5 separate regions of the Mus musculus genome follow, and all the other regions are linked to region 3. The links are chromatin loops, found by intact Hi-C in ENCODE. Cell type or tissue: heart. All regions are shown on one strand. Links, peaks and the distances in the headings refer to the core of each region. The heading gives the core; the rest is flanking DNA. Region 1 holds the start of Gm33971 (a long non-coding RNA gene). Region 2 holds the start of Zfp654 (zinc finger protein 654). Region 3 holds the start of 4930453N24Rik (RIKEN cDNA 4930453N24 gene). Region 4 holds the start of Chmp2b (charged multivesicular body protein 2B). Region 5 overlaps Chmp2b (charged multivesicular body protein 2B).

Region 1 (6,550 bases), core at 757-5,756, 100 kb before region 3:
TTTTTTTTTGGTTTTGGTTTTTCGAGACAGGGTTTCTCTGTGTAGCCCTGGCTGTCTTGGAACTCAACTTTGTAGACCAGGCTGGCCTCGAACTCAGAAATCTGCCTGCTTCTGCTTCCCAAGATCAAAGGCGTGTGCCACCACGCCTGGCTGCCTAGCTTTCAATTACGAGTTTTTGCTTTAAAATATTCTAGTCATCGTAAGAGTAGGGATACATTCGCATATTCTGAGGTTAGTATTTAAATACTTACTTAACTCATAACTAGAAAGATCTTTAGTGATGGCGTCACTTATCTCTGTTTTGACACCTAGAGAACGCACCTACTTTCCACTTCTCTGACTGGTGATGAGGCAGGGAGGCAGAGTGCTATTGCTACTGTGTCCTGAAATGAACCCCAGTTTTTAATGAAAATGAGGACATGACCTCTTCTAGGTATGGTTGAGAAGAATTGTACATGGAGGGGGGGGAGCTGTCAGAGACATCAGGAAGGTTCCATGTTTAACTACTCCATGGGTCCAGGGAGTGAGAGAAGAAGAGAATGGATGGCAAGAGGATCAAGGGAGAGCATAGGAACCAAGAGAGAGCATCGCTCAAATGGCTGAGTTTGCTGGGGGAAGGGAAAGGAAGGAGAAAATTCAGGGGCTGGATAGTTTTCCCTGTAGGGGACAGACTTTGTCATCCAGAATGGCTCTATAACAATTACTTTTGGGTAGAGACTGAGGAAGCCTAGACATTGATATGCTAACAGGCACTGTAGTGCATAGGTTAATGGAGGAGCCATAAGTCTCTTTTGCCAGAGACAAGGAGAATGACTCTCAGAACTTCATTTTGGTTTTTTGTTTTGCTTTTTTTTTTTTTTTTTTTTGTTTTGTTTTGTTTTGTCTTGGTTTGGTTTATTGTTTTTCGAGACAGGCTTTCCCTGTGTAGCCCTGGCTGTCCTGGAACTCATTTTGTAGAACAGGCTGGCCTCGAACTCAGAAATCCGCCTGCGTCTGCCTCCCGAGTGCTGGGATTAAAGGCGTGCGCCACCACGCCCAGCCACTGGAACCTCATTTTGTTTGAGACAGGGTTTCTCCATGTATCCCTGCTGTCCCGGAACTCACTCTGTAGACAGGGGTGACCTCAAACTCAGAGATCCACTTGCCTCTGCCTACCAAATGCTGGGATTAAAGTCCACCACCTCTGCCTGGCGGATCTTATTTCTGACTCATTCTCTCAACTCTTTCTCCGAGTCATCACTTGGTCTGCACCTCAACTAGGCATTACTATTTTGGATCAAAGGTGTGTACTACATTTACTTATGACAAATAGACAGATATTTTTTTATTTTTAAAGACACCTAGACGAGTCAATGTTGAATAGTTGGGAAAATACTGATAGGTGTTTTTTTTTTTTTTTTTTTTTTTTTTCCTAGTTACTAAAAGCAAACTGGAAATGGATCAGGTAGCCATGGGTACAACGAAGATACAATCTAATCAATACGGTGTCCCACGGAACTAATAACAGCCAGCTCAACCATGAACAAATTAAACCTTCTTAGTGTGTACCAACTCAGGGTTAAGCACATTTAGGATATGCCTCAAACTTTTTCCTGGTGATTGAGAAAGTCACTAAGCTCTGAGTGTTTGTTTCTTTTATTTCTGTGTCCAATAGCCATAGGGTTGTTGCACGCATAAAACGTAAATAATTAAATAATCAAAACCCTAAAATCCATATACCACCTTTAGCTTTTACTTTTATTTATTTCAGTGGAATTCTTTTCATTTAAATCGACTTTAAGGTAGTGTGCAAGTTTGATGGTGAAATAGAACCTAATTAACTATCCTGTATAATTGTCTCTAGAATATAATGGGGACAGTTAATGTTGTAAATACTATTTAAATGTACTCATTTCTATATGGAAATTTAAGAAAGATATGTTGTATTCCAGCCAGAGGGATTAACGATGTGTACTAAGGGTGTGTCTGAATTCTGGTTAGATCATATAGACCTAGAAGTTCTTTGGATAGTATCCCTTCCTAGAGCAGCCATGTTGCTGGATTAAAACTCCTCTACAAAATGTATTAGGTCACCCCCTCCCCCCAAAAAGACAGAGAACAAAGGGAACTGGAGTAAATATGAATGTAAGGGTGAATATGATTATAATGTATTACATATATAGCTGTAATGCTATAATGGTCAAATTGAGATCTATTGTACAGTATATTAAATTAATATGTGCTGGTAAATAATATTTGAAAGATTATGTGATCTTTTAAAAAACTACGTGGTCTTTTAAAAATTATATGGATTTTTTTTTTAAACTGTTAAATAAATCCTTTGTGTCACAGACAGAACATGTAATTTCATGTAGCTGTTACTTAACTTCAAAACTTTGCATGGCCCACAGGCCAGACAGCGTGCATGATCACAGCGTATGATTTTTAAAAATTCTTTCATTTGAGCATTTTTTTGATGAGGAACAGTACTAGCATGGCTCAGAAAGACAGAGACAGGAACTGGTGGACAGTGCACATGGAGCTGAGAGCTTCGTTTCCTGTGTTCCTTATCTTCGTTGGAATGTTTCACATCTTTGCTGTTAGAAGTCTCTGGTCCCATATTCCTTCCCGCATTCCTTCAGAGGTCAAGGGTATCCTCGAGGGTAGAGAGAAACTGACTTTTAGGGCAGTAAGACTGCAGATTGCAGAGCTGACGGAAGAGCACACAGCGAGGGCGGGGCTTACCTCTCGGGCTGCTGCAGAGTTCCCAGAAACTAGTTTCACTTTCAGCTGCTCTGAGTAATGGGCATGGTCTCAGCCCGGAGTACAGTTTTCCCTTTCATGCATCCTTAACAAAGAACTAGCGTTTTCCACCAAGCCTCTTGTAACATACCCAGCTAGCAAAGGCTCTTGCTAACTAACCCGTGTTTACTTGCTTGCGCTGGCGACCAAGCCGTAATTAACGATGCTGTAATTAACAATGCCGGTCTTGTTATCAGAGTCTCCCGGGAACACTGTGAGCGGACTCGCCTGCTGAAATGAGGTGTAGTAACTTTCCTAGACTTATGTTTTGTGTGACCCTCGCATGGTGAGTGCCCAATGTCTCAGCGCCTCCGGTATGGGGTTTTACCTATCTGATTTGAGGACTCTGAGCCCCACCGGACAGAAGCTGCCACTTAGCCCGTGTAATCCTCTCAGAGCCTAGCTGAAACAGGACGGGCACTCAGTAACGTGATATGTTCAGCAAGAAAAACAAACTGAGACTTGAACCAGGAAGAAACGTGTCCTAATGAACAATTGTCTCAGCTAAGTATCACAATTACCACTAACTCACTTTATGGAACGTGAATTTTATGTATACATTAATTAACCTTAAAAATTAAACATGAGTAGTTTTTTTTGTTTTTTTTTGTTTTTTTTTGTTTTTTTTTTAAAGTCAGTTTAGTACCCGGTTTAAGTAGCTTCGGTCAGGTAAAACAAGGGCAATATATATATAAACTTAACTCTTCCAGATTCCCCTACATCTTTTATCTAAATCCAGCAAGCATAAAATATACATAAAATTCCACCGAGTCTCAACATAGTATCAAGCGCGGAAGGGGGATAACTGAGATGCTGAGATGAAATTGCCTGTGTAGAATAAGAGGACGCTGAATCTCACTTACTCCGGGTTGAATTTCCATTCAACTGACCTAAGAAATTCAAACTTTCTCTTCAGTGTCTAGATACTCCCCCACCGGACCCAAAAGAGAAAGAACAAGATGTAACAATTGTATAGTTCTAATAGATACAACAGCTGAAACGTCATGAAAACAAAAACCACACCAATCAATCAAACAACCAAACAAACCCTTCTCAGATCAGGAAGTGTCTTCCCAGAATACTACAGACAATTAAAATGAAAGAAAGAAAGAAAGAAAGAAAGAAAGAAAGAAAGAGGGAGGGAGGGAGGGAGGGAGGGAGGGAGGGGGGAGGGAGGGGGGGAGGGAGGGAGGGGGGGAGGGAGGGAGGGAGGGAGGGAGGGAAGGAAGGAAGGAAGGAAGGAAGGAAGGAAGGAAGGAAGGAAGGAAGGAAGGAAGGAAGGAAGGGAAAGGGAAGGGAAGGGAAGGAAGGCAGGCAAGCATCAGCAGTAAGAATGACGTCCTAGGAGTCTTGTAGCAGCTCACTCTTGTTATCCATCTTGGCAGACTGAATCCCTCCAAGACTCAACCCAGTTAAGCCACGCCTTTTGGCTTTTGTTTGTTTTGCTTTGAGGCAGACCTTGCTGAGCTTGATCTCATGGCTATGTCCCTTTCTGCCTCCTGGTTAAAAAAACAAAAACAAAAACAGTGGTCCTCAACCTTCCTAATGCTGCAACCCTTAAAAACGCATACAATTACATCCATTACTACTTTATAACTTTAGCTTTGCTACTTTTGTGAATCGTCATGTAAATATTTGGGGGGGAGGGTTGGGATATTGCATCCATTTAGCCATGCAGCAGAACAGCAGTGCTGGTTTCTCACTCCACAACCTATGACCTCCTAGCACAGGCCATTGAACAACTGTACAGAGAGCGAGGGGAGTGTTAACACTACATCCACAGTCATGAGGTAGAGACAGAAATGCTTGTGTTCACTTAACTTCCTCTGTTTTTCTCTTTTATTTAGTCTAAGACCTAGGCAATGAGATAGATAATACCACTCACACTGAGTGTGCTTATTCTTCCTCAGTTGAACCTCTCTGGATACATCGTCACCGGTAAACCCAGAGGTGGGCCTCCTAGGCCCAAATCCAGTCAACTGGACAATGAAGATCACCCATCACATATATATTTGGACTTATTCCGACTATTCCTGTGTTGTCTTTTGCACTACTTTCTTGGTTTATTTCTTTATTGATTTGTCTGCTCCATTGAATCCTTTTCTCTGAGTTTTGTGTTGTATTACAAGTTCTGTGCCAATTCTTGGTGTGTTTTGTTGTTCCTTTTTGTATGCAAATTTGCTTTATGAGAATATTTAGTAGTAAACTGTAGCTGCATAAAAGGATTATAATTTTTTTGAAAGTTGGAGTACATTTTAAAGCTTAACTTCCTTTTGAATTTTCCCCATGATCTCATCCCAATCTGTAAAATAATAGTACCATCAAGAATTTTAGCTGGACGTGGTGGCACATGCCTTTAATCCCAGCACTTGGGAGGCAGAGGCAGGTGGATTTCTGAGTTCGAGGCCAGCCTGGTCTACAAAGTGAGTTTCAGGACAGCCAGGGCTATACAGAGAAACCCTGTCTTGAAAACCAAAAAAAAAAAAAAAAAAGAAAAAGAAGAAGAATTCTAATCAAACTATGTCCTCATATCTGAAATGATTCTAAGAAATCTTTTACAAAAATTATTTTATTATATTTTAATTATGTATTTTTCTATGGTTTTGTGCACGTGAAGGCTGAGTCCGAAGAGGTCAGAAGAGGGTGTGGGATACCCTGGAGTTGGCAGCACAGATGGCTCTGAGCTGCATGATGAGAACGCTGAGAACCAAGTTTGGGTTCTCTGGAAAGCACTGTTCGTTCTTAGCACTGAGCCATGTTTTCACAATTACTTGGATTTTTTTTTGTAGGTGATGATTCTGGAGACTATGAGAATAATTTTTATTTTGATCTTAAACATGCATTCTAATTTCAGTAAATGCACCCATGTAGTCTCAAAATAACAAATCCTCACAAGTTTGGGAGGGATTGATCTATTGATTTCTAGATGCTAGCCAATGTTTCAATAAAACCTCTCGACACAAAGTAGTCTCTTTGTATCTTTTTTTAAAAAAGATTTATTTATTTATTTAATGTATATGAGTTATTTAATGTATATGAGTACGCTGTAACTGTACAGAGGGTTGTGAGCCACCATGTGGCTGCTGGAATTTGAACTCGGGACCTTTGGAAGAATAGTCAGTGCTCTTAACCACTGAGTCATCTACCTCTCCAGCCCTCTTTTTGTATCTTAAGGATGCTAAGCCTAGAGAGGACCATGCACATCTTGCTTCATGGTGTTTGTGATGTGTCACTTTTTATACGGGTAGCATCTCCTTTTGTGGATGTTTAAAGAACCCCTCTGAGTCCTAAGAGTTCTGAAACTGCACAGGTGTCTATTATCATTGTCTTATCATTATTACCCACATCACTATATATGTTGTTGTTGTCACTAAGATCCAGTCTCACTGCCAGGATGCCCTGAAACTTGCTATATAGCCCAGGTTTGTAACAAGCCTTCTATCTGCCAAGTGCTAAATACAGGCCCTTGCCTTTTCTTTTTCTTTTTCTTTTTTTTTTTTTTTCAGCTTTTCATTGTCTTTACACTTTTGAGAGAAATGAGATACATTTAAAACAGTTCTCTGTGCTCTTTCTTTTAGCTCATTTAGGTTGCTGATAGGCTCAGTGTCCAATGACAAACCTGTCTTAGGAGCTAAGGAATTATAAATTACAAATTACTTTCTTACTCTTCAAGCTTACAGGGACTGTCTCAGCTGCTTTCCGATTGCTGTGAGTAGACACTAAAACCAAGGCAACTTATACATGGAAGCATTTAATTGGGGTTGGCTTA
Region 2 (6,550 bases), core at 934-5,933, 81 kb before region 3:
TTAGTTCAATTTATAGGTCACATGTCTTCTAAACATCTGACATATTCAAGGAAAACAAAACTAAAGCAAATCAGCAGCATCCAGCTAGGTCCATTCCTTGACGTGTGTGTGTATGTGGTACTGCCTATGTGCACACCTTGTTGTTTTTGAACAGCTTCTCTAACTGACCCCAGAACTGGGATTATAGATACACACTGCAGAGAGTCCACACACTTGCACAGGAAGCACACGGCCCTACTAATCCAACTTCCCAATACCTTGTTTTTTATGACAAATAAATCAGACCCCTGAAGAAATATTAAAGTATTCTAAATGTCTCTATCGTTTAGAAAATCACAATCACAGCAGCATTCATAGTACTAAAAATACTAACCTTGCCCAACTTAGACATGTGTTCAAGTTAAAGAGCTTCTTGATGGGAAAGCGATTTTGAGAATTCAACTGTGCAAAAATCTGGTAGTAAGACTTACTTTCCAAAAAGAAAAACAAGTAAAAACTAAAAAAACCATAAAGCATGCCTAACTATTTACAATAACATTACAACCTGAGGCCTACATATAGTTGACAATAAGTACTACTTATTTAAGACAGGACCTCAATGCCTAGTGGTACATGCCTTTAATCCCAGCACTTGGGAAGGCAGAGGCAGGCCTGTTCTATGAAGTGAGTTCCAGGACAGCCAGGGTTACACAGAGAAATCCAGTCTAGAAAACCAGCTAACCAAAAACAAAGACAGAGTCTCACTATGTAGACAGAGACCTATCTTTGTCACCTCCTGAATTCTGAGGCTGAAACTGTATGACACCATGTCTGGAAAAATATTAACATATGTATTTCTCTAAAAAGTTGATAATCAAGAGAAGGCAATATGTTCTTTAACATTTGGTTTCCAATTTCCATTGAAGACTAATTTTTATTTCCCTTAACATAGTGCCCAATATGTGCTGGGCACAACTTGATGTTTATAAAAAGTAAATGAACAGCTGGGTGTCCACTAGAGGCAGAACAACTGCTTAGCATGAGCTAAATTCTAGGTTTGACCTCAGCAATCAAAAACAAAAACAAAAATGAAACAAACAGGAAAAAAAAAAAGCCAAATTCAAATAACGACCCCCCCATAACCATTTATCAAAACCCATATAATTTAGAAGCAGTTTAACACTAAATTTAGCCTAACAACAAAACTCAAAACACCAAGAACAACCCTGTTGTCCAGCGGGCTTTCAATGTTGTCCTGAATGGCAGGGATCACATCACAGACATGTGCCAGCATACCTGGCCGTGTCTTACTTCTTACAGAAGTCTAAATGTGTGAGCACCTGTGTTCTGGCACATGTTTGGAGCTGAGGACAGTGGTTTCATGGACTAACTCAGTGTTGTTAGTGACTCTCAAAGTCACTTCACTAGGCCCCCAAACTTCTGAAAATTATCAACGGACTATCAGCTATATAAAATTACAAGCACTGGAAACCCAAGATAATAAATATACTTTGATAACAAAAGATTAGCAAGACTTACTCTTCTATGCCTGTGATTTAACTTTTTATAATAATCAAGACATCAGATACTACTATACTGAATAATTTTGTTAAAAACATGTTGAAGAAATACTTCAAGTATGTTCTGAAGAATTCGTTTTTATAAGTAACATTACAAAGCATGGAGTATCCCACTGCATTAGTCTACTTGCTGGGCAACACCAAGATTATTTCAACTTTGGTCTGTATTTTGAGCAAAATCTATGAACTCAAAGTAGGACTTAGCAATTCATGAAAATTCTCTAAGGCACAAAATGTCTAGAATTTCACATGCTTAATTTCTGTGGATTTCCACCCCACCACATCTTTGACACTCAAGGGTTACGTGTGAGATACTGTTTTAGGGCATAGGTTTTTCATGGCAGAAAAGACAGACATCATGATGAATCCCACCTAATACTCAGCAAATCCTCACTGCAAATGTCTGCAACTTCCACAAGTACTCTACACCTATGAAATAAAACCATTCTAGTAACAATTAAAGCTGTTATGAAAAACTAGGGGTGCAGTTAGAATTTTTCTTTGACTGCAAACTTACAGAAATGGGATCTGCAATTCTTGTGCCACGTGAAGCCTGAACTTTCCTGATCTTTTCTCTTGAAAGGTCTATTCTTGATACTGCCAATGAAAATAACCACCTCATAGAGGCGAGGAGGTTGGTTACGTGTAAAAGTGTTTCCAGAAGTCAGAAATATTTTAAACAAATGAGGAAGTTAAGATAGAGCACCCAGGGAACAAAAGCGAAACAGCCATTTACTACAGCAAAAGTAAACTGAGTTTTCAAGTCGAAATACTCACCAGCTTAATTTCCAGTCGGGTTTTTGTTTGTTTGTTTGTTTTTCCTTGATATTAAGTAGTGACAGTTTTCTGGATGCAAAACCACAGACGCATCCAATCCGAGCGACTTCGCGTTCGTTCAGACCCCGGAGACGCCTTCGACTCAGTTTTTCAACAGGTGGTGGTGGGGAAACAGTTCCTGGGCTTGCACCCTATTTTCCCGGTGGCGCCGGGAAGTCATGTCTTTACTGTAAAACACAAAAAACAAACAGAAAGGGAAGATGGTGGAGGGGCGGGAAAGGCAGGGCGCAGGCCCGCGGCAGAGCGGCTCGGGCCACGCTCTGCACACAGGTGTCTGTCTCTCTCCGCCTTCCGTGCGCGATCCCGAAGCTCCAGCCAGCCCCACGCCAGCTCGGCTCGCACGCCCCGGGGCGGGTGGCCCGGCGGCCCGCGCGCTCCGCAGGCCCGAGGCTCCGGTGGGGGCGGGGAAGGCGGGCGCGGGCCGCCGGACGTCTAGACAGCCTCCTCCCGCCGCGCCGGCCGAGGTGGCGCCCCGGCGCCGCGACCCCGCCTGCGGGCCGGGGCCGGGGCCGAGGCCGCGTCCCAGCCGCCCTCGGAGGGCCCCGGAGAAGTCCGCCGCACCGCCGCCGACTCCGTGGCTGTCCCCGGGGAGGGGGCGGCGGGCGCCGGCCGAGGCCGTCGCTGTCAGGCTGGCCCGGCTCCTTCCTCCTCCACCTCCGGCCCCGCCCCCGGTTCCCTCGCCCGGCCCGAAGGCCTGGGCTCGCCGCCCGCACCAACGGCCAAGCCCACCTTCCGCCTTCCCAGCTCTTCGGGACCGTAGGAGCGGGCCGCCGTTAGGGGAAGTGCACGAGCCCTCGCCAGGAAGGAAGAGAGGAGGAAGAAAGGGCAGAGCAACGGGATGAAGGAGATCCCGTTGCGGCCGCCGCTGCTTCCGCCGCTGCTTCAGCCGCTGCTCCTGCCGCTGCCACCGCCGTCGCCGCCGCCCGAGCGAGCTCCGCCGCGGCCGCCGTGTCCCCTGCCGCGCCCCGTCCTCCGGCGCGCCCTATGGCAGGGCTCGTAGGCGGTCCTCAGCAACCGCCGAGTAGTGTGGACCAACAGATGGCAGGCCTGGCAAACAGACGGCTAGTGTAACCAATAGGAAGGTAGGGCGGGCATGCCTATGATTGGCGGTGTCCTTCCTCCAGTGAAAACTGGGGGCGTGGGTGGGCGGAGCCGGAAGTAGAGCCCAGGCGAGTAGCCCTGTCCGGCTGGGGCGGAGGGAAAGGGGGAGGGAACTAGAGGAGGAGGAGGAGGTTAGCTGAGGCAGCGGCGGCGGCAGCGGCGGCGGCGGCGGCGGCGCAGGGGCTGGGTACGCGCTGGGCGGCGAGAGCCTCATGGCGGAGGAAGAGAGCGACCAAGAGGCCGAGCGCCTCGGAGAAGAGCTCGTGGCCATTGTGGAGTCCCCCCCGGGCCCAGTGGGGCTCCTAGCTGCGGGCGACGGCAGAGGGGGGGCCGGCGGCGGCGGCTGTGGCGGCGGCGTCGGGATCAGCAGCCGGGATTACTGCCGACGCTTCTGTCAGGTGAGGCGCCCGTCGGCCGCTCCGACTTGTCACTGGGCTCCCGGGCCTCTGCGTGGCTCCTGGCCTGCTGGCCCAGGTCTCTGCGTCGTGTCCGGGACCGGTCCTCCGGCGGGACGGAGAGGGAGTCTGGGAAGCCCCGGTCCCCTCTCTGCACCGCTCCGAGCTCGGCGATGGGGACGACGGGGAGTGGGGTTGGGGGTGACTTGCGGACTTGGAGGTGAGGAGAAAGTGAGTTTGTCGCGGCGGCGGTGGTGGTGGTGGGCTGGGAGCTGGACGGTCAACTGGAAAGCACCCCGTCCTGACATGCCTGTGCCTCCCTGCAGACCCTCTTCGTACCCCAGGGTCCCGCCTTTCTCAGGTTCACTACCCGGTCCCTCTCACTTCTGCTGGGCTCTCCCGTCTTTCTCTGTTACCCAGGTTCCCCCGCATTCTCTTTTTCAGAGACGCCAAGCATGCTATCACCCCACTGCCTGCCCTCCTGTCATCGCCACCCCTCCCCCTCTGCTAGGGTCGCCTGTCATTCCCTCACTAGGTCCCTCTGGACCAGTTCTTCCGTTGGCCTTGGCACTGTCCCACCGTTAGCTACTCCCCTCCCCCACCAGGTGTGTGTGTGTTGGGAGGGGGGGTGTTTTCCGTGTGGAACCTTATAGGAGTGATTGTCATCTTTCCCTTTTTTTGACCCCCTTCTCTGACAAGCACACTGTTTCCTAATTGTCTGACTACAGAGAAAGTCGTTTTTCCTGAAACTATTGCCCTCGTTACACCACCCCTCCCCCAGCCTTTAAATTACTCGTTTTTGGTTGGTCTGTTAAATTCAGTATCGGAAAAAGTGACAGTAAATTATTTGTTTCCTTTATTCTGCCGACTGCTTTTAAGGATTGCATGTAGTTTTTATCTAACTGTAAGCAAATATAGAAACAAGCTCCGGGTTTAGGGATAAAGTTTGGATAATCTGCGTTCTCATCTGCATGCATTTGTAATATAAGGGTTTTTTTTTTTTTTTGCATTCTTAACACTTGCTTCTTTAAAAAAAGATACTTTGTTTCTTACTGCCTTTTAAAAACTGTTTCTTAACCTGCACAAAGTATTCAAGCTCTGGCTCTTCCGTTTCTTATCTGTTACTTAACCTGTTACTTAACATCTGTGCCTCAGTTACTTTTTTGGTTGGAATAGTTGCTAGCTGGGTAAATACAGGAAAGGTTTGGATGAGTTAGCCGTTTATTTTCATTCTGGTCACAGGTGCGCAATAAAGTGAACACTGAGTGGGCATTAAATTTGTTGACATTTCATTTTATGCCTTGCCAAGCATTTAAGGAAAGAAGAGTAAGTTGATATTTTTGGATAAGTTACTGGTGATTAAATTTAAATTTTCTGCCCATGCCATAGATACATTGGTTTGAAGGTCGAAACAGTCTGGGTATAAACAGTGTATATCTTTAACATTTTTTTTCTGTGTAGTGACTTTCTTGAAAACATGTTTTATCTTGACAGTTAATGTTCAGTGTCTTGATTTTGAGGGCATTTGTCTTCTAAGTACATGATTATGTTTAGCAATTGTTATGTTTGTAGACTATGAACCTAGGAACTTCAAACTTAGAAAAATTAGCACTCATTTGATATTTTAAATATATTCTGAAACATGTTATTGTTTCATATATATTGTTTCATATATATTGTTATATATATTATACACACACACACATATATCTTAGTACAATTTAGTTTCTCTCTTTTTCTGCCTTGCCCAGCAACCCCCCCCCCCCAACCTGTGTGCATATGTGTGCGTGTGTGCCAGTGGGTGTGCTGCCTGGACATTGAAACCAAGGCTAGATATCCCATTGAGCTCTACCCCCGGCCCAGTGTCAATTTCCTTGCTCAAATATCTCCTCATTGCTGAAACTTTTGAGGGCTAGAACTTTTTCTTTCTTTCTTTCTTTTTTGAAAACCTTTACCTACTCTTAAATTTCTTGAAGTAAATTTTTTAAGAAAAAATGAGCACATTTAGTTTCTGCAAAACAATGACAGCACCTGGGGGTGGGGCACCAGGAACATAAATTCAGGTTTTGCCTGGGCTACATAATGAGACCCTGAGTCAAAAAACAAAATCAGATTCTGATAGTTTACTTTAAAATGTTTAACGAACAAATGAAATTAACTATTTTATAAAATTCTAAGTTATGAATAACTGAGAATAAAACTGAACAGAAAAAACGCAATGAACTTTTATTTTATATAGCTAACTTATGAGTATTATATCAACATACATTGATGTGACCCTTTTTATTTTCCTGAAACTTCATCATCTTAGAGATTAGTAATAGACCTCTTTCTGGGATTCTGTTCTGGTTCTATTTTACAAGTGAGATTTATATTTATATATATTATCTTTTACCTATTTTAAATGGAATGGAAGAATCACATACAATAAGCTACATTTCATCTACTACTTAATAAAATAGGAGTTTGTTAATAGTTTGATTTGCCAGTAAGGAAAATTGGCTTATATAACTGAATTTCCAAAGATCAATTTTTTTAAATATTTATTTTATGTATATGAGTACACTATTGCTGTCTTCAGACACACCAGAAGAGGGCATCAAATACCATTACAGATGGTTATGAACCACCATGTGGTTGCTGGGAATTGAACTCAGG
Region 3 (6,550 bases), core at 950-5,949:
TAGATGATGACTAGAAGGCTGTCTTCTGGACACAGCAGGGTATCAGCAAGTATGAAATTATAGAGTATGACAGCAAGCATAAGCCTAAACCAGGTCAAATCCTAACATGGACAGGAAAGTTAGACATCCAGTCCAGTCTTCTCTAGCTTAAGAGCAGCAATTGTTAGCCATCAGAGAGGCAAAAGGAGGTTTTTCTAAGGATTTAGTCAGCCTCTGGCAAGTTGACTACACTCTAGTTGAAGCCCATACATCCAAGGATACTTGGCAGCACAAATTGGTCTTGACAGGTTTGAAAATATAAAAGGAAAAAGGTTGGATGGGTAAAAAAGTGGAGGGCGGATCTTGGAAAAATATGAGGAAGGGAGTGAATGTGATTAAAATGAACAGAATGCTCAAAAACTAATAAATCTATCTATCTATCTATCTATCTATCTATCTATCTATCTATCTATCTATCTATCTATCTATGTATCTTTGTGTTGTTTTTAACAAAATCTCAGCCACTGAATTTTGTCAATAAAGACTTAGGAGCCAGATGCTGGGATGAAAGCCTGCTAGCTCAGAAAGGCAGAGAAAGCACACAGCTGGTCTTCCTCCTCAGCTGATGTTCCAAAAGTAAGTTCTCCCCAAACTGAATGTCCCTCCCTTCTACTTTCTGTGTCTGTATTCCTGACTTCCTATTATTCCTTACTTTCTCTTTTCCTATTCAGTCCCTGTCAACTGGTTGTTTGCTCTGCCTCTTGACCTGTGTTTGATTTTATTTAATCTTGTTTACAATAAGCAGAAAGCTCTTGGATTAAAGGTGTGTGCTAAGGCTGAGCCAAACCACAGCTAGAAACATGGTTTTTCCAGTAAACAGCACAGTCTTGGGGCTCAGTGTGATCAAATACCCTGGAATATTTATTTACTTTCGGTTTTCTAGACAGGATTTCTCTGTTTAGCCCTGCCTGTCCTGAAACTCATTCTATGGACCAGGCTGGCCTTGAACTCAAAGATCCTCCTGCCTCTGCCTCTCAAGTGCTGGGACTAAAGGTGTGCACCACCCACCACCACAGAGCTTATAAATTATTTTTAAAAGAATATTGAACTGAGTTTATATTTCTGTAAAGTGGGACAACTATTCTTGCAAGGTTATAAGAATTAAGTCAATGTGGGACCTGAGGCCAAGTCCTTATTATGCCTTTACCAAATTTGTTCTGATTTTTATCCTGCCTCTGATCTTATGGTCATATTGAAAATTCCACCCACCTTTATATTGCCACCCAGTCACAATTAACTCAGCATCCTCTCTTCCTCAATCTTCTCTATATGATTTATTCTTTCTTAGGTATCATCACTTGCTCCAGAAACTCTTAGCTATTCTCATATCGCTCATTAAAACCGACTTTGCCCAGTGTTCCTTTTATCAGGAAATGAAAACTCTGGTGGTCCAAACTAAATCCTGTGTTAACCAAAGACTATCAGATCTTCCACTCTATCTCAAGGTATCATTTCTTGTCACACAGACAGAGTTGCCTTTCTCTTTCTTCTACACGGCCTTCAGGCTACTATGGTATGCTCCATACCCTATCAAGTGACCCTGTTTGAAACTAGTCGATCATATCATTCCTGTTCAAAACAAAAAGAAAAACAAAAAAAAATTAAAGTGGACTCACAACTTATTTTTTTTTAAGTATGTCTACTATGTGCCAGGCTTTGTAAAGGTCATGAAACAAAATTGTTTGCTCTACAGAACACACCTTATAGTGGGATGGGTGTGGGATAGGAACAATAAACACTATAATATACTAAACTGTATAAACACTTTGGAGACAAATGAAATGGGTAGGAAACATAAGCAGACTGTGGGTGGTGAGTTTGAATACAGTAAATCATTAGGGCCTTCCTAGTAATATTTTGAAGCAGGGACATGAATAAACGGTAGGAAAAATGAGCTAAGGAAAATGTCTAAAGAGAAGACCCTCTTAAGTAAAACATCAAGAACATAGGCTTTGAAGCAGAGACCTGCAATACATGTCTAAGGTAGTTATCATAAGGAAACCCTTGAGGTTATCTGCAAGAATTGTTTAGAAATAAAAGAACTGAAGTCAGAGGTCAAACATAAAACACATCTACAGAATGGCCTTCACATTTTTAGATCTGCATGATCCAATCCAGTAGCCACTTGCCACATGTGGATATTAAAACTTTATTCAAATTCACACAAAATTTGAAATTGTTCTTCGGTTTTACTACTATATTTCGAGATCTCAAAATCCAGATGTGGACAGTCGTTAGTATGGGCAATACAACAATATTTTCATCATCTCAGAAACCACCTTGGGCAGGGTTTGAATCAATGGCTCACCTGGGCATGATTTTCCTTCTCAGGGAACGTTTGTTAGCCTGGAGGTATTTTCACTTGTATCAAGTGAGAGAAGGGGCACACTATTCTTTGTGGAAATGTAGGGATGGTGTTAGGCATCCTGCAACCTCTACAGCAATAAATTACCCTGCCCCAAATCTCAATAGTTCTGTATTTAGAAAAAAAAAAAAAAAAACTCTAGAGCCGGGCAATGTGGTGCACGCCTTTAATCCCAGCACACGGGAGGCAGAGGCAGGCGGATTTCTGAGTTTGAGGCCATTCTGGTCTACAAAGTGAGTTCTAGGACCGCCAGGGTTACACAGAGAAACCCTGTCTAGAAAAACCAAAAAAAAAAAAAAAAAAAAAAAGAAAAGAAAAGAAAAAAGAAACAGAAGAAGAAGAAGAAGAAGAAGAAGAAGAAGAAGAAGAAGAAGAAGAAGAAGAAGAAGAAGCAGAAGCAGCAACTCTAATAGAAATCCAGTTTCTCCTTCTAATATTCATAACACAAATCACTTTCCACCCACGGTGTTTCCCCACACCAACCAAATGACTACTAACTGCATTTAGGGGACACCAGCCACTAATTCAAATCTAATGGCAGGCAGGTCCTGCAGCTAGAGGCGTAGTCCCAAGATTGTGTGGCACCCTGCCCCTCCAGCTCCACATTAGATGCAAATCTGAAGTCCCAGGTTGTTTCAAGTATACTTAATGACCAACCAGCTGGCAATTGAGGTTCAACTGAGATTCAATTAATTGGGTTAAATTAATTATCTAGCTATCTCAAAGGCGGAGAAGCAAGTTATAGTCCTTTTAAAACCTAGAGCGTTTCAAAGTGTAGTCTAATCTTTGTAGCTAAAGAATATCAAAGTGATGGCTCCCCTAACTCAGAAGCGGCTAGAAGAGGACAGACCTTCAAAAGTACAGGGGTATGATGGAAGCTCTCTTGGCCTCTCCACCCCTGCCTCCACCATCAGGCACGCGCGCGCATGCGCCGCACTTTAAGTCGCCCCTTCGGAGGCGCTCCCCCCCACCCCCCACCCCCAGGTTCGTTTCTAGCCCAGCCTCGAGTGGAAGGTGGATAGATGCTCAGGACACTTCTTTAAACCGCGAACTGTGGAACTCTACTCCAATAGAGGCCGGAGCCCCAAGTCGGAACCACATTTCCTCGCTGACTTTCTGAGCTAGCACTTCCGCCCAGAGAGGGGCTGGAATCTCCGAGACCCTTCCGGCGCTTGCGAGGGATTGAAAAGGCACTTCCGGTGTCTGTTGCCAAGGCGCCGGCCGGCCCGCGGGCCGTGAGGGCGACACTGGTGGCGTCGTCCTCTGCCCCCCATCCCCGGGGGCGAGATGTCGGGGCTCAGCCACTTAGAGTCGGAGGGCTGCCGAAACCTACTCGGCCTGCTGGACAACGACGAGATCATGGCCCTTTGCGACACCGTCACCAACCGCCTGGTGCAGCCTGTGGACCGCCAAGGTAGGCGCCGGCAGGGGCCTTGTCACCCCCAGGGGTCGGGTCCGGTCGGGTCCGGTCGGGTCCGGTTGTCGCCGAAGCCCAGGGAAGGCCTCCGGGTTGGCGCTGCACAGCTCTGCAGCCTCCCCGCCCGCCGGCCGAGCCGGGTCCCGGCGCGCTGGTGAGTCGGACCGTGGTACCGGCTGGGCAAACTTTTGCGGACATGCGGACCCGGATGAGCACCAGATGAGCCCATTCCCATGATTTTTAAGAGCATCCCAGAGTATGTTTCAGTTTTCAGTTTCGATCTCCACGGAGATCAGTCAGCTCCTGCTGTTTTCTTTCAGCCCGAAGGGAAATAATAAACACTATTTGTCAGTGTCTTAGGTAAATACCCACCGAAACAAATAAAAGGCGGACAGTTTTAATCCACGTATGTCAAGGAATGCTCAGCCTCTTCGTCCTACATTCATTCCTAGTTGGGAAGTAGCAAGACCACAGCTTCTTTTGTTTTTGTTTTTTAAATCAAAAGGTTGTATAAAAGACAAAACGGACATATGTACGTTGCATTTATAAGACATTAAAAATATCCTTACTAAAATACATTAGTGAAACGAATGTTGTTGAAAAGAAAGGGATAGAAAATGACAGACAAAACAAAAAGAAGAACACCCTCAAGCCTCCAAAACAAACCACCAAATTTAGTAGCTATTCTGAAATGGATGGGGAAAAGGTGATAGCGTCTTTAGGGAAGTTGGAAATAGGGGCATCAAAGATACTGTGTGTCTGTGGAATAAGATCTTTGGAAGGTAGATGTAATGAGTGCATTGTCTTTTTCTTTTTCTTTTTTTTAATTCTTGCTATTTTGCAGCAGTAGTCTATTTGAAAGATATTTGGTCTGTGCTTTCAGCCCAACTTTTTAGTTTAAAAACATCTTGATGCTGCTGTTTTTCAGCTTCGATTATCTGTAAAATCAGAAGTTTGACAACATTCCTTGGTATCATATATTGTGATTTTAATCATTTTTTTCAAGGTTTATGGATCTTAGGTATTTGGGGCATAGAAATACATTTTTTTTCTGGGTCAGAAATTTTCTGGGTCACTGTGTAGTCCTGGCTGTCTTTGATTCACTTTGTAGACCAGGCTGGCCTCGAACTCAAGAGATCTGGCTGCTTCTGCTGGGTCTAAGGGTGTGTACCACCACTGCCTAGCAAGGTAAAGGAAGTTTAAAATTTAAGGGATTAAAAAAGCAGACAGATGAGCCGGGCGTGGTGGCGCTCGCCTTTAATCCCAGCACTGGGGAGGCAGAGGCAGGTGGATCTCTGAGTTTGAGGCCAGCCTGGTCTACAAAGTGAGTTCCAGGACAGCCAGGGCTATACAGAGAAACTCGGTCTCGAAAAACCAAAAAAAGAAAAAGAAAAAAAAAAGCAGACAGATGGGTAAGTTCTTGCTTTTCAAGCCATAGGCCATGTTGTATAAAAGCAAGAATCAGGACAAGAGCTTAAATCATTTTCAATAAAATCAAAACTTTTGCTGAAGTTGGGCAAATTAACAAGTGCCTTGTAACTGTCTGTTATTTGTTGTTACTTCTTTTCCAGATGCTATTCATGCAATATTAGTGTATAGCCAAAATGTAGAAGAACTTCTGAGGCGCAAGAAAGTCCACCGAGAAGTCATATTTAAGTATTTGGCAAAGCAAGGGGTGGTTGTACCTCCAACTGCTGAAAAACACAATCTTATTCAGTATGCAAAAGATTACTGGGCAAAACAGTCACCAAAACTGAAGGACACAGCAGAGCCAGTTACAAAGACGGAGGACATCCAGCTCTTTAAGCAGGTATATTAGATTTGTACTTACATTCCAAATCCCTATTCTGTCTGAAACTGTGCACAATCCTGGCTCTGAGGTGCATGGTTCATAGTCCTTTTGTTTTCCAGTCTCTGTCTCCTTTACGTGCTTCAAGACCATGAAAGTAACTAAGATATAGAATATTTCTCAGATTTATATATGTGTATGTAATCTATTGAATTGGGTGTTAGAGTGAGAGTCTTTCCATAAATGAGAAATATTATTATAAAGTATACTATATGAATATTTTCATTTTAAATGAATTTGGAAAGCTGTTATAAACTATTTCATTTTATAAGTCTGCATTCGGTAACTATGTAAAAATTTCACTTAAGTTAAAAAAAAATTCCACTTTCCAGTTAATCCTGGTTGCTCTCAAGTATGTGTGTGTGTTCGATATTGAGGACTTAATGTAAATTGACTGAGCTCTGGATAATTGCTGGGCTTTTACAGTAGGCAAAGGTTCTGTTTGCTTAATATGCTGGAAAACATGCTCATAGCAATTTAATATACTAAAAAGAAAAAAAATGGTCATGTTTATTGCGAAGACATGGAAAATATACTTAAAGATATCACAGATCATGCCAAATATATTGAATAGCAGGTACTTTGTTTAGTATAGAATAAGGTATGATATCTTATTCTTGGTGAGGTACTATATTTTGAAATATATAGAAGCATGAGATCTAGTTTATAGGGTTGTTTTTATAGTAATATTCCCTTTTAATTAAAGAAAAGAAAAAGAAACAGTAGCTGGTTAGTGGTGGTGCATGCCTTGAATCCCAGTACTTGGGGGTGGGGAGAAGCAGAGACAAGTAGATCTCTGTGAGTTCTAGGACAGTCTGGTCTACAAGTTCAAGGACAACCAAGGCCACACAGAATCCCTATCTCAAAAATCAAACCAAAA
Region 4 (6,374 bases), core at 1,375-6,374, 790 kb before region 3:
CACCCAACCAAAGCAACTTAAGAAAGGTAGGATTTGGTTTGGGCAGCCTTCATTGTTCTTGTGCTTGCTTCATTTTCCTTTGTTCATTCTGACCCAGCATCTTATGTGGCACAGGCTGGCCTTGAACTGGCTAGGTAGTCTCCAACGTCTGATCCCATGCTTCATTGCTAGGAGAATCCTATGGTGTTTGGGAAAGCACTGCGGAAGGAAAGGGAGGCTGCTGGTCACATTGCATTTGCAGTGAGGCAAGAGAGGGTAAAGAATGTTGTATTCAGCTTCTCTTTCGTTTTCATCAGCTCCAGGACCCCAACCCTTGGAATGGTCCACCCACAAATAAGGTTAGTTTTCCTATCTCTATTAACTTCATCTGTATAATCTCAACAAGAATGCCAAGCACCTAATCTAGCCTAGATTATCTTTCACAGCTGTCTTGGAAGCCTAAAGTAATTTACATAACCCTACACAGAGATTTTAGTCTAAGCAATTTTAGCTCTAGTATACAGTCAAAATTAATCATTGCATGCATCCTTCTCCTCATTTTCCTCCTCCTCCTCCACCACTGCCACTACCACCACCATGACAACCACCATCTCCTCCATCTCCTTCACCTCCTCCTCCTTTGAAAAAAAACAGAATAACATGATCTGATTCACATTGAAATCACATTGAAATCTACTATTCTGAAACTGGCAGAGGCAGTAAGGCTGGAAGAAAGCAAATGAGAGAGGTGGTTAGGAAGCAGAACAGAAGGCTGGAGCTAGCTCCCTTGGTAGAGTGGTTTCATGGTATGAATGAAGTCCTGGGAAAGATCTCCATACCACATAAAATGCCTCTATGTCCAAAATCCAACCACTCAAACAATGAAGCATGCGATCAGACGTTGGGAGACTACCTAGCCATTTCAAGGCCAGCCTGTGCCACATAAAATCCTGTCTCAGAATGAACAAAGGAAAATGAAGCAAACACAACAACAATGAAGACTGCCCAAACCAAATCATTCAAATTGGAGGACAGCTGTGTCTTATTGGCCTCACTGTATTCAAAGTAAAGCAAACACAGTGTGGTATTATCTGTAGTCTATGAAAGAAGATATATTTATCTAAGCTAAGTTTTACTACTCCACATTCTAAAGGCACTTTAGTTCATATTCTGATGAGGAATTTATTTATTAAAGGAAACCAGTGTACAACGATCTATTTCTTGAACTCAGCAGTGGCAAGGAACTCAGTGTAGTACATAGAGTCATTCCACTTTACAATAGGTGTGGTTTTATGACCTCTATGCTGAGTCAGAAGCTGACCTCCTTCCCAAGGCAGTGAGAAGATAAAGAACTAGCAAGGAAAGAAGGTAAAGGGCACAGGCCACATATCTGTTCTTCTTCCTGGGATATCCCCAACACATAACAAGGTATAAACTGTATAGTTTTCACTGTCTGAGCAACTTGAAGGAACAATGTTGGGCCATAAGGAAAACATAATAGGATACTGTTACTGTTTCTTAAAGAGACTTAAAGAACAGTATTAAATTCTGCTACACACTATGTTTAACTATTTGTCTTGTTGATTTAACAGATTGTATACGACCATGGTGAGGTAAAATAAAGAAGATCTCGTTTCAGCTTAAAGCTTGTTAGTGCCCTAACCCTCAGCTGTGTTTAACTAGACCTTACTCTTTATATAATGAGTCATATGCACACTATGTCTGGGTTGAGTTTGAGTTTGGCCATCAACTAAATAGAATGGATGCCAGCCAGACTGAGACGTATCAAGTGGATATCAGACGGTTTCAAACTATGGGAGCAGCAAGCTGTTAGAGTGCTGAGCTTCGGTTGTACATATTTCTATTTTATCTTTATTGTAATGAGCAAGCCCTGTCTTTAACTCCCGCTGTGCACTTTTGCAGGGTCTTCCATATGGTTGCTGCTAAGTGCTTGGCATTTTCCCAACTGTTACAATTGGGTCAGTGGGGGGGATCGCTTAGGAGTAATAAAACAAGGGTGACTGCGGCAGGGAGGAGGGAGAGCCCTATGCACTGGCAGCTTATTGCCTCTCATGCATCGCAAGCACGGCTCTATGACATTCATTACTTTGGGCAGCTAGGGCAAGCTTTGTTGTTGTTGTTGTTGTTGTTGTTATGATTTTTCCATGAAAAAAAAGCCACACCCTGGCTACAGTTCCTGTCTCCCCCACTATAATTCTAATCTTGTTTACTTCACCTCCTAAAAGTGACTAAATAACTTGAGGGAGATAACTGTACCTTGCTTACTCTTGCTGTTCTCAAAAAGTTTTATTAACAAACTCTTGGCTAAGTTTCACTAATAGTAGCTGTAGCAGCAGGGTTATCAGTGTTCTCATGGGTTTTGATATCTTATGAGGTTAAAAAAAAAGCAAATCTAATGATCGATCCCCAAAGCTTAAACATTCTTGAAAAACATTATTATGATCCTAAAATGAATCATAGTAACGTTTTAGAGTGACCCTGGCATTTGAAGTCATATCTATGAAAAAAATGCTATTACTACTCCTACTATTAAGTACTAATAATTGAACCAGGGCCAGACATATAATCATAAGTTCTACCATTGAATAACACATCTCGGGGTTCAGCAATTTTGGTATCTTTGTTTTTGTAGTAGTTGTTTCGAGACTGGGTTTGTCTGTGTAGCCTTGACTATTCTGGAACTCTCTATGTAGATCAGTCTGGCCTCGAACTCACAGCGATCTGCCTACCTTTTTTGCCTTCAAAGTGCTGGGATTAAATGCTCCCCCTGCCTGTCACTGTTTTGCTTTGTAATCCCATGAAAGGCATTGCTGCTAAACAGGGGATTCGCAGGGGAATATGTTCAAGACATAATTATGATTGTAAATAGAAATAATACATTAATCAGGAAGATGTATACATAGTCATGAATGATTATGATTTCCATATTTATTTTATACAGTCAAGAACTTAAATGACTGTCCTTTTTACAGGGTATGGAGACTTTTGGTATTAAATATCAACCAAGTGCTATGTAGCAATTTCATAGATTCACTGTGCAGCCATTTTTTGGTGTGTGACTGTGTGTCTTTTCCTCCGCATTTATGTGACACCTAAACAAGTTGGGTTCTAAGCAAGAACACAAGTATCAGCAGCCTTTCTTGTTCCAAGTCAGGAGCATTAAACAATAGTGTGGCATTAGAATTCGCTTGTCACTCCTCTCCTGGACAATCTCTGAACCCCAGATCCCCAGGGACAGAAGCAGGCTGGTGGAAACACCAGAAACCGGGTGGTAGGTGAAGATGGGTCCCGCAAGAGGCAGCCAGGAGTCAGGTAGCATCAGGGCAGTCTGGGAAGATCACCTGGGACAAGCCTAGCAGGGCATCCCCTAAGGCCTTTGCATTGATCGCTTGGGAGTCCTACTGTCAATCAGTCTCAGGTCCGCAGTCCACCACACATCCCCAGGATCCCTAATTCCAACAACCTGGAACAACAAGGAAGGCGTGGATCAGGTTTCACTCTTGCCCGAGGTCAGCACAGAAACCAAGCGAGCATCTTGCAGACTCACGCGCCGCCAGCCTTGCCAACCTAGGTCCGGACGGGTCGCAACGGAAAGCAGGGAAGAGCGGGCAGCCTTTGAAGTGAGGGCACCGCTGCGGCTTCAGAGGCGCAGTGCGCAGGCGTGCTCGCAGACTGCGCACGCGCCGCCTAGAAGTGACTTCTCCAAAAAAGTGTCTTAGTTCCCGGTCACCTGAGCACCCAGGACGCGTTCTCGGGAGCCTCGCGGAGCCACGCCCGCCGCAGGTCGAGCTTGGAGACCCCGTCCTCCTCCTCCCGCCGCTGCCAGGCTTCTCCGGGATCCGTCCTTCTACCGGTCCTGTTCCCAGAACCGGGCCGGACCGAACCGGGCCGAGCTGGGCCGCCCGGGCGCGGCCGCTCACCATGGCCTCCCTCTTCAAGAAGAAGACTGTGGACGGTGAGTTCGGGGCCAGGCTCACCCGCCCGGGGTCTCTGGGGAGCTCCGGCCTCGGATCGGGTGCTGTCCCCCGAGGTGGGCCCGTGTCGGAGGCCCCACAGGTGACCATGGCTGCGTGACTCCGGCTCCACTGGCTTACCTGGCCGGCTCGCCCTCCTGACTGCCCTCACCCCACCCTCGTTTTTCTCCCCCCACCCTCGCCCGCCCCACTCCGGAGAGGATTTCTGAGCTTTCTAGGGAGGCAGACCAGTGCTGGCTCTCGGGTGTCATTAGACTTGGCGAGTTGATGAATTTCATGGTAGTTTTTTTCCCTGCTCGTTGGCTGCTCCTTCCGTGAAGACGCCGCACTTCCTGACATCCGAAAGGGATGTGTGTTTACTAGGGGACAAGGCAGGAGGTCACAGCGGGCCCACTTAGGAAATAAACTTGGGGCCAGGCTGGCTGTATTTTTACAAACACCTAGCGTTACACGTAAGAAAGACTCCAGCAGAAAAACCTAAGCCCAAGGGAAGGGTCCCGGTATAGTTTTTGCATAGTGCAGATTTTTCCTTTATGGTTATCTTCTGTCAACGAAAGTGAGGGTGGTGTAATTTTCATAGAAGTTCGCGTTTTTAAAAACACATTGTTTCAGGTGGCTTAGTGCCATCTTGTGATGAGGGAAATACTGGACGTATTGGAATGTACAAGTTTGGTAGCATTCACAGGCTGTGCTGTAGTGTGTATGTTATACGCGGCTGTCCCAGGTATTACATTCCCACCAAGTAATCTAAAAATTGCTTTTCATTGCATGTCGAGCCCAGGTTGCTGTTGCTTCAGCCAAATAATCATTCCTTTGTAAGGAAGGGTCTAGCCCAGCCACACAAGGAGCAGGGGCAGCTAGACTGTGATTGGTACAAACCCAGAGCTCAGCCCTGAGTTGGGGTAACTCCTTCATTTCTTTGTGTTCACTGTTCTAGTGCCAGATTTGGGGGGAGGATAACAAAGACACCATCTCTACCCTGCTACATGGCCTTTCATTTCCACACAGGATGCCATTTTATCCCTCATTTGTAAGACAGCAGAGTGCAGTTTTGCTTCTTCTGAGTGACTTTTTAAATTTTTGTTTTTTGTTTTTTTTTTTTGTTTTTTGTTTTCACTATGTTGACTTTTTACTAATTGAGAAGCACCATTTTCAGCCTCTGGAATTAGCTACTAACTTGCTATGTGGTATAATACAGTTACCTGAAGTGGGTGTTTTCTGGAATTTCCTGAGAGTATTGTTTAATCATTACCATGATAGTTTGGATTGTGTGTGTGTGTGTGTGTGTGTGTGTGTGTATTTCTGTACTAGTATTCTGTACAGTATTGTAATACTGTATTCTACTCCCTCTTGGGGTAGGAAATAGTCATCTCCTTGTTGCCTAAGTTTTATATTGTAATAATTATATATATATATATTTGTGTATATATATATATATATATTATAACTTTATATAGTGATAATGAGAATTTACTGAGCACAGAAAAACTGGGCTTCTTTTTCACCCTGTTGCCACAATTTGAAAGCATTTTTTAACAGTAAAATCCAGATATTCTAGTTTTAATTGCTTAATGTCAAGACAGACCTTGGTTTTGTGCTTTCTGGTATTTTTAGCCACCCAGTTACTTATCCTTGAAGTTTAGGGGAGAGAGGAAAAGACAATGAGGATGTTCAGGGAAGTGTAGGACTGCACACTCATTTGCACTTGGCTTAGTCCTAATAATAAGATTTTTTTTTCCTTCTGAACAGAATTGTCTAGGGGTTAAAAAAAAAGTCTTAAGGACTTTTGCTAGGTACTATACCACTAAATTAAACATCTTGTGTGTGACATTTCTGAATGTAAATTTGGACCCCAGGTCCAATTTGCAGACTTGACATTTTCTTCAATTATCATGTTAGTTTAGATCATTTACTGGTGCCTTAACTGTGGATTACTTCAGGGCTTTACTGATGTTTGTTCTCCTTGTTAAAGGGAAGGGCTCTTGTTTTGTATAAAAGGCAACAGCACTCCTCTCATAATGAGCTGGCACGTAATGAAATTTAATGTATTTTTATGCATTTCTCTCAGTTCCTGGGGCACGTTATTGATCATAAGATCTTTTACTGTGTGCTGACTTTTTATCTATTCCAGCAGTAATAAAATTCTGATATATAAGGGGAGTGGGTAACTGCTTATGGATCTGGGGAAACATTCAGTCTTTTTTTTCTCTGGATTGGCTGGAAGAACTATACACTATATCATCAAAGACTACTGCACACATAAATTAAAAAGGGAGACAACATTACAGTACATTGCTATTCAGAGTTATGTGTAATTCATTTTGACACAAAGATGAACAGGTCTCTTCCGTGTATACTTTGTTACAGAAATTAATGAGAGATGTATCTCAAAGCCAGAGA
Region 5 (5,000 bases), core at 1-5,000, 780 kb before region 3:
TATGGGATTTACAGGATTGAAACCCTGTATAGAATGCTGTGTGTCCCCTTGGGGATTATCATCCTGAATATTGTAGATCTCACATCGACATACCAAAGAAAAACACCTAATGGAATGTGGGGTTCAAGGGCACACTATGCTTGTCATACCATTTTTCTTGGCTGGTTTTGGATTGGCATCATCAAGTACCGCCCCTTGATGTCTCCTACCCTCCTGAACAGAAGCTCTCTGTGTTTTTAGAGCAGATAACTCTAAGAAAATTGTCTTCCCCCATACTTCCCCATCCTACTCACTTTATGACAAGAACAAGTGGGACTACATTGCTGGTGTATGCCCGTCCAGGAAGCTTTCCTCAGCTTTTCAGGAGGCTGAGATCATAAGACTCTGCCTGCGTGGACTTGTCAGGCTTTGATGACCTTTGACACCTCTGGGAATGGAGTAACAGTGTGCTCCCTGTGCTGCCATGGAGCGCGATCTTCCATCCATTGTGTCTGTACTATTCGACTGCTCCCTCCCCAGGCTTTCTCTTGAACCTAGTCCTGGGATTTTGTGGGTTTCTTTTTTTTTGTAAATTAATTTATGAATAACAGTAGGGTTTATTATGATATTGGTACGCATGCCTGTAGTGTGTGGGGGTCATCTTCATCCCCAGTCTCCCACTTTACCAGCCCTGCAACTTTACCTGAGTTTCTTATCTCCTGCGGCTAGAGTGAGCTTTTGACAGCATCGTCTCCTGTCCCGAATGTGATTGTCATTTTCGATTTTACTGTACTGTATTAGAGTGTAAGTGAGTAGACTCAAAAGCCCCCAGGCTGTTGTTTTCTATTGTTTCTAAAGCCTGAGAAGTCAGCTTGATTTGATCACACATGGAATTCTGGTTCTTCCTCTCTCCTACTCCCTCCTGCCTGATTCAGTGCGGTTTTCAGGCCCTTCAACGGAGTGACTTTGACGCTTCTTTTTCTTTGCTTTCAATTTTTATACCACTTTCTCAAGGTTTCTTCCTCTCATTGACTCCAGAAGGCTGTTTATCTGAATAGCTGTATATCTGGGGCCATTTCCATTGTTTTGCCTTATGAACTCTATGTTCAGGGTTTTTGTTTTTGTTTTTTGTTTTTTTTTTTTTTGTCGTTGTTGTTTTGTTTTGTTTTTTCACAAATATTACTAAGGTAGTGTCTTTCAATAAAACAGAATAGAGGAAAGAGTTTAATATTTATATGTGTCAGTGTTTTACCTCCATGTAGTCTCTATACCATATACGTGCTTGGTGCTCACAGAGGTCAGAAGAGGGCGTTGGATTCCCTGGGACTACACCTATAAACAGTTGTAGTGCTAGGAATGAAACCCACATCCTCTACAAGAACAAGAAGGCCCCTTAGCCACTGAGCCGGCTTTCCAGCCTAGATAGTTTAAGTTTGACCTCAGCTCATGTGAGAGCTAATTAGGCTAACTAGTAAGCAGTAAAATTACTGAAATAAAATGATTTGTCCCAAAGAAATGCATTCAAAAGTATGAAACTCTGTTTTCAGACTGAAGGCCCCATGCTGTATGATAGAGCAGCATGGCCTAGGGACCAGGTAGACCCTGGTGGCTTGATATGCTACATCTCTTCTGACTGTAATCCTGAGCTGCTCCGAGGCCTGAAACAGACCTGGCTGCCCCTCCCTCCCAAAAGACACCTCAAACTCTATTGGAAATGAAGTAATGTAATTCTATTTATAGTTTATTATCACTTTTTGGTTTTATCCTCAAATGTGCAAATTACATGCAGATGATCAGCATACTGCAAGTGAGCTATAAGTCAAGTTAGGACTTGGCTTCAAATCTCTGTAGAAAAGTATAGTATAAGACTCTATTTTAAGTTTATACCTTTTAGACTTATCTTTCTAAACATATAAACTCTACTAAGAGTTGGATCCTAAGAAGGCAAAAAGACCTTTTTAGCTTATATCCTTTAAAGTCTCAAAACTGAAGGCTCTGCTCTTACACCCAGTTAATAATACCAGTATTCCATGAGGAGAAGATCCTGACAAGCTTAAGATGGTCATTTAATCCCCAACATGGAACTGACCTGGGTGATTGGTAAGGGTCATGGCAGACATAGGCTAGGGAGAGGGCTAGGTGGCATGCTGTATCACTTACACAAATTTTGGAAATTTTCAGTTTGCAAATGTCAACCATTGAGAAGTATATCACAGCAGTCTTCCAGAATGGCTGAAGGGTGGTTCTTAAGTCCTCCAGGGCACACCCTATTGTCTAAGAAGCAAGCGGTATATGGGAAGGAAACATTGTCTGTTCATGTCAGCAAGAAGCATTGCCTTGACAAAGGTTCAAAATAGCATTCTACTGGACTATCTGGATAGATGTTTATATTCAAAAGACAATTCTCAGAAGGTGAAAGTTGTGAAGAAATCGGGTTATTTCAGTTGGCCCAGAGGAGATTGATGGAAAGCCAACAGTTATCAAATTTTAATCTTGGGGAATGGAAGTATTGAAAAGGGCGTTACAGGTGAAGAACAATCAGGAGGGAGGCAGCTGACCGAGTGGGTTCTTCAAGAGTGAGGATCTACTTTTTTGCTCTTTGAATAAGCAGAAATAGTACTAGCAACTTTGATTTCTAGTATTTTGTTTAAATAGACATACTGCTTTTCTTGTGTTTAAAACTTAGCTCATGCACATGGTGAGAGCATAAGGAGGAGTTATGGTCCCTTATTATTTGAAAGTTATTACATGCAGGGTTCTGCAGAACTCTGAAGAGCGATAATTTTATATATTATAACCATATAGGTGGTTTTCTTTAGAAATGAGAATGCCAGAAAAAGATTAGGGGTAAAGTGATTGTAAGAGACAAAGAGAAGAGGGGTAACCTAGCCAAAGGGGGAGGGAGGGCAGTAAGATTTCATCCAAGGAGCAGCCACTATTATGTATCCCAAGTTAAGGGATGGCTCATTATCTCAAAGATCCATGGTTTCACTGTACAAAGATATCTGTTATAGCTTAGATTATACTAATGTTACATTGTATCTTTCCTCATAACCAATAGATTTTAATTTTAGGTAGTAAATTAAATATGCTTTAAAATCTTCTCCCTTCATATCTCATGATATTGGTATGCCATAAGGTCACTCCTAGATATAAGACACTGAGATGGGATTGTGGCAATGCATACATATAAGCGTACAACTATGTGTGCTTTAACTGCCTAAGCTCGAGGAACCTCTGAAATCAAGGGGCCATTGAGCTTAATTTATAGGTATTAACTTTTTACAAAGGACTACATCCTGAGACAGGATACTGCAAGTTCCTCTTGCGAAGCTGGATAGCATTCGGACACTGTTCACAGGGCTAAAGTGAAAATCTAAGGAAGGAAAGCCTGGCTGTTTCCGTGCGTCCTGCATTGCAGTGTTGACTTGGGGAAGTTCAGGGATAGGACATTTTGTAAGAAGTCATTGTTACCTTTGGAGAGGTTAGGGTCATAAGCAGGACATATGATACCTAGAGGTTAATGATAGGATATCATGTTTTAACACACAGAGCAGGGGAGTAAAGTGGGTGTCTTACAAGCATGGCAACCCCCCCAGGACCCACCTAGAAGCCAGACATGGTGACAGCACTTGGAAAGACAGCGCTGGAGGGGAGCATGTCAGGCAGATAGATTCCTACCTGTTTAGCTTTTTCAGGGAGAAACCTGATCAAAAGGCAAGGTGTATGGCTCCTGAGAAAGAATGCACGTGCATGTGTGCATGTGTGCCTGTGTGTGACACACACACACACACACAGACACACAGATGGGAAGCAATTGTCCCTATCATTGCTGCTTCACCTACCCCATCTTTTTCTCCCTCGTCTTCTACCCCTGAAATTAAGCTTGACACTTCTCAGGATATTTATCTTATCGTAGGGATTCTCTGCTCTTAAAGACCTCGGATGTTAGGATGAAATCAGATCTACTAAGAAGTAAGTCAAGTGAAAAATACAGTTGACCTTTAAAACATTAAAAGTATCTCAACCTTTCATGTTATTTATTCTGAATTATCCAAAAGACTGAGCCATTAAATTTGAGTTTCATGTAGAATTGCTTAAGGACAATGGTGGGGTAATTTGTTTGTTTTATAGACTGCTCCTGTTGCCTCCTATGAAGACATTTTACTGTCTTTCCCTACTTACCATAATATGTTTTAAAGTGTTATGATTATGTTTTAGTATGTAACATTAGATGCCCTGAGTTTATAGCTTAGAACTGTTTAAATATTAATAGATCTATTAACAACTGTGAGGCTGTAGAATATGCAGTAGTTAATTTTCTTTATTTTTTCCTTTTATGATATACAGTGTCAGCTAATGTATGCATAGTTATATAAAATTAAAGTAAAATTGAATTATCTTGTATTAAACTGTTTGGTTTCACTATAATATGGTTTTTTTTCCCTCATCTAAGATGACCTTGTCTAGCCTGAGCTCTCATTCTCTGACGGAATCTGAGTGTGTAACTCAGCATTTTAGTGCAGATACTAACTGTCCAGCCTTAGAACATGCACATGATATAGACTCACCCAGAGACTTCCACCGGAGCTGGGTTCAGATGCCCCAGGTCATCTCTCTGACCAGATGGTCTACAATGCCGGTACTAGGACAGATCTCAGGACTCAAGAAGGGGCCTTCCTTGTTTACTGTGATTATTTTATTGTGCACTTGATCACATGGGGAAAGGGACATGAGAACACTCTGAGGTAGAATAAGGGGCATAGAGTTTCTATGGCTGCTCTGGGTACTCTCCCCTCCTGGCAGCACAGCATGGGAGAGTGTTCCCAGCTGATAGGATCCTAGGTTCTAGGGTCAGGGTAGGAATGAAAGGTCTCCCCGCCCCTGGGAAGTCCCACCTTCTATTCTGCCTTTTGCTAGTAGGCCGTAGGCTTTTTATTTTAACCAATCAGTGGTGTATAAGGCAGGCAAGGAAGGACACAGACACATCTTCACATAGTGCATACAAACCATCCCTACAC

The links. Peaks named below come from ENCODE experiments on the same cell type or tissue, not always from the same donor. Only the 100,000 strongest peaks of a DNase experiment are listed, where the experiment ranks them.
Region 1: a loop joins it to region 3, with 4 times the contacts of the local background. A loop is called at or near these places in 13 of 42 quality-filtered maps.
Region 2: a loop joins it to region 3, with 6 times the contacts of the local background. A loop is called at or near these places in 16 of 42 quality-filtered maps.
Region 4: a loop joins it to region 3, with 2.2 times the contacts of the local background. A loop is called at or near these places in 4 of 42 quality-filtered maps.
Region 5: a loop joins it to region 3, with 2.5 times the contacts of the local background. A loop is called at or near these places in 6 of 42 quality-filtered maps.

Annotation. Positions count from the first base shown.
Region 1 is chr16:64,870,148-64,876,697 of GRCm38, reverse strand. It overlaps Gm33971 (a long non-coding RNA gene), which reads left to right and starts at 2,352. Exons shown (of 2, transcript XR_384922.3): 1 at 2,352-3,022; 2 at 4,692-4,925. In heart, for the core only: no CTCF peak of the experiment used is centred there; a DNase peak (open chromatin) is centred at 2,867; H3K4me3 peaks cover 1,656 bases; H3K27ac peaks cover 1,676 bases.
Region 2 is chr16:64,848,812-64,855,361 of GRCm38, reverse strand. Zfp654 (zinc finger protein 654) reads left to right here and starts at 3,639. Exons shown (of 9, transcript NM_001347245.1): 1 at 3,639-3,895. The coding sequence starts at 3,710. Cggbp1 (CGG triplet repeat binding protein 1) reads right to left here and starts at 3,361. Exons shown (of 3, transcript NM_178647.3): 1 at 3,126-3,361; 2 at 2,337-2,563. In heart, for the core only: CTCF peaks have their summits at 998 and 3,777; DNase peaks (open chromatin) are centred at 2,701, 3,551 and 4,351; H3K4me3 peaks cover 4,077 bases; H3K27ac peaks cover 2,949 bases.
Region 3 is chr16:64,768,005-64,774,554 of GRCm38, reverse strand. It overlaps 4930453N24Rik (RIKEN cDNA 4930453N24 gene), which reads left to right and starts at 3,616. Exons shown (of 3, transcript NM_026273.2): 1 at 3,616-3,818; 2 at 5,393-5,631. The coding sequence starts at 3,692. In heart, for the core only: no CTCF peak of the experiment used is centred there; a DNase peak (open chromatin) is centred at 3,604; H3K4me3 peaks cover 1,965 bases; H3K27ac peaks cover 1,444 bases.
Region 4 is chr16:65,560,056-65,566,429 of GRCm38, reverse strand. Chmp2b (charged multivesicular body protein 2B) reads left to right here and starts at 3,668. Exons shown (of 6, transcript NM_026879.3): 1 at 3,668-3,955. The coding sequence starts at 3,922. Gm36457 (predicted gene, 36457) reads right to left here and starts at 3,622. Exons shown (of 2, transcript NR_166048.1): 1 at 3,568-3,622; 2 at 2,911-3,463. In heart, for the core only: no CTCF peak of the experiment used is centred there; a DNase peak (open chromatin) is centred at 3,719; H3K4me3 peaks cover 2,060 bases; H3K27ac peaks cover 1,408 bases.
Region 5 is chr16:65,552,973-65,557,972 of GRCm38, reverse strand. All of the region lies in intron 1 of Chmp2b (charged multivesicular body protein 2B), which reads left to right. Among named protein-coding and RNA genes, the nearest start is that of Chmp2b, 7.3 kb to the left of the region's middle. In heart, for the core only: no CTCF peak of the experiment used is centred there; no DNase peak of the experiment used is centred there.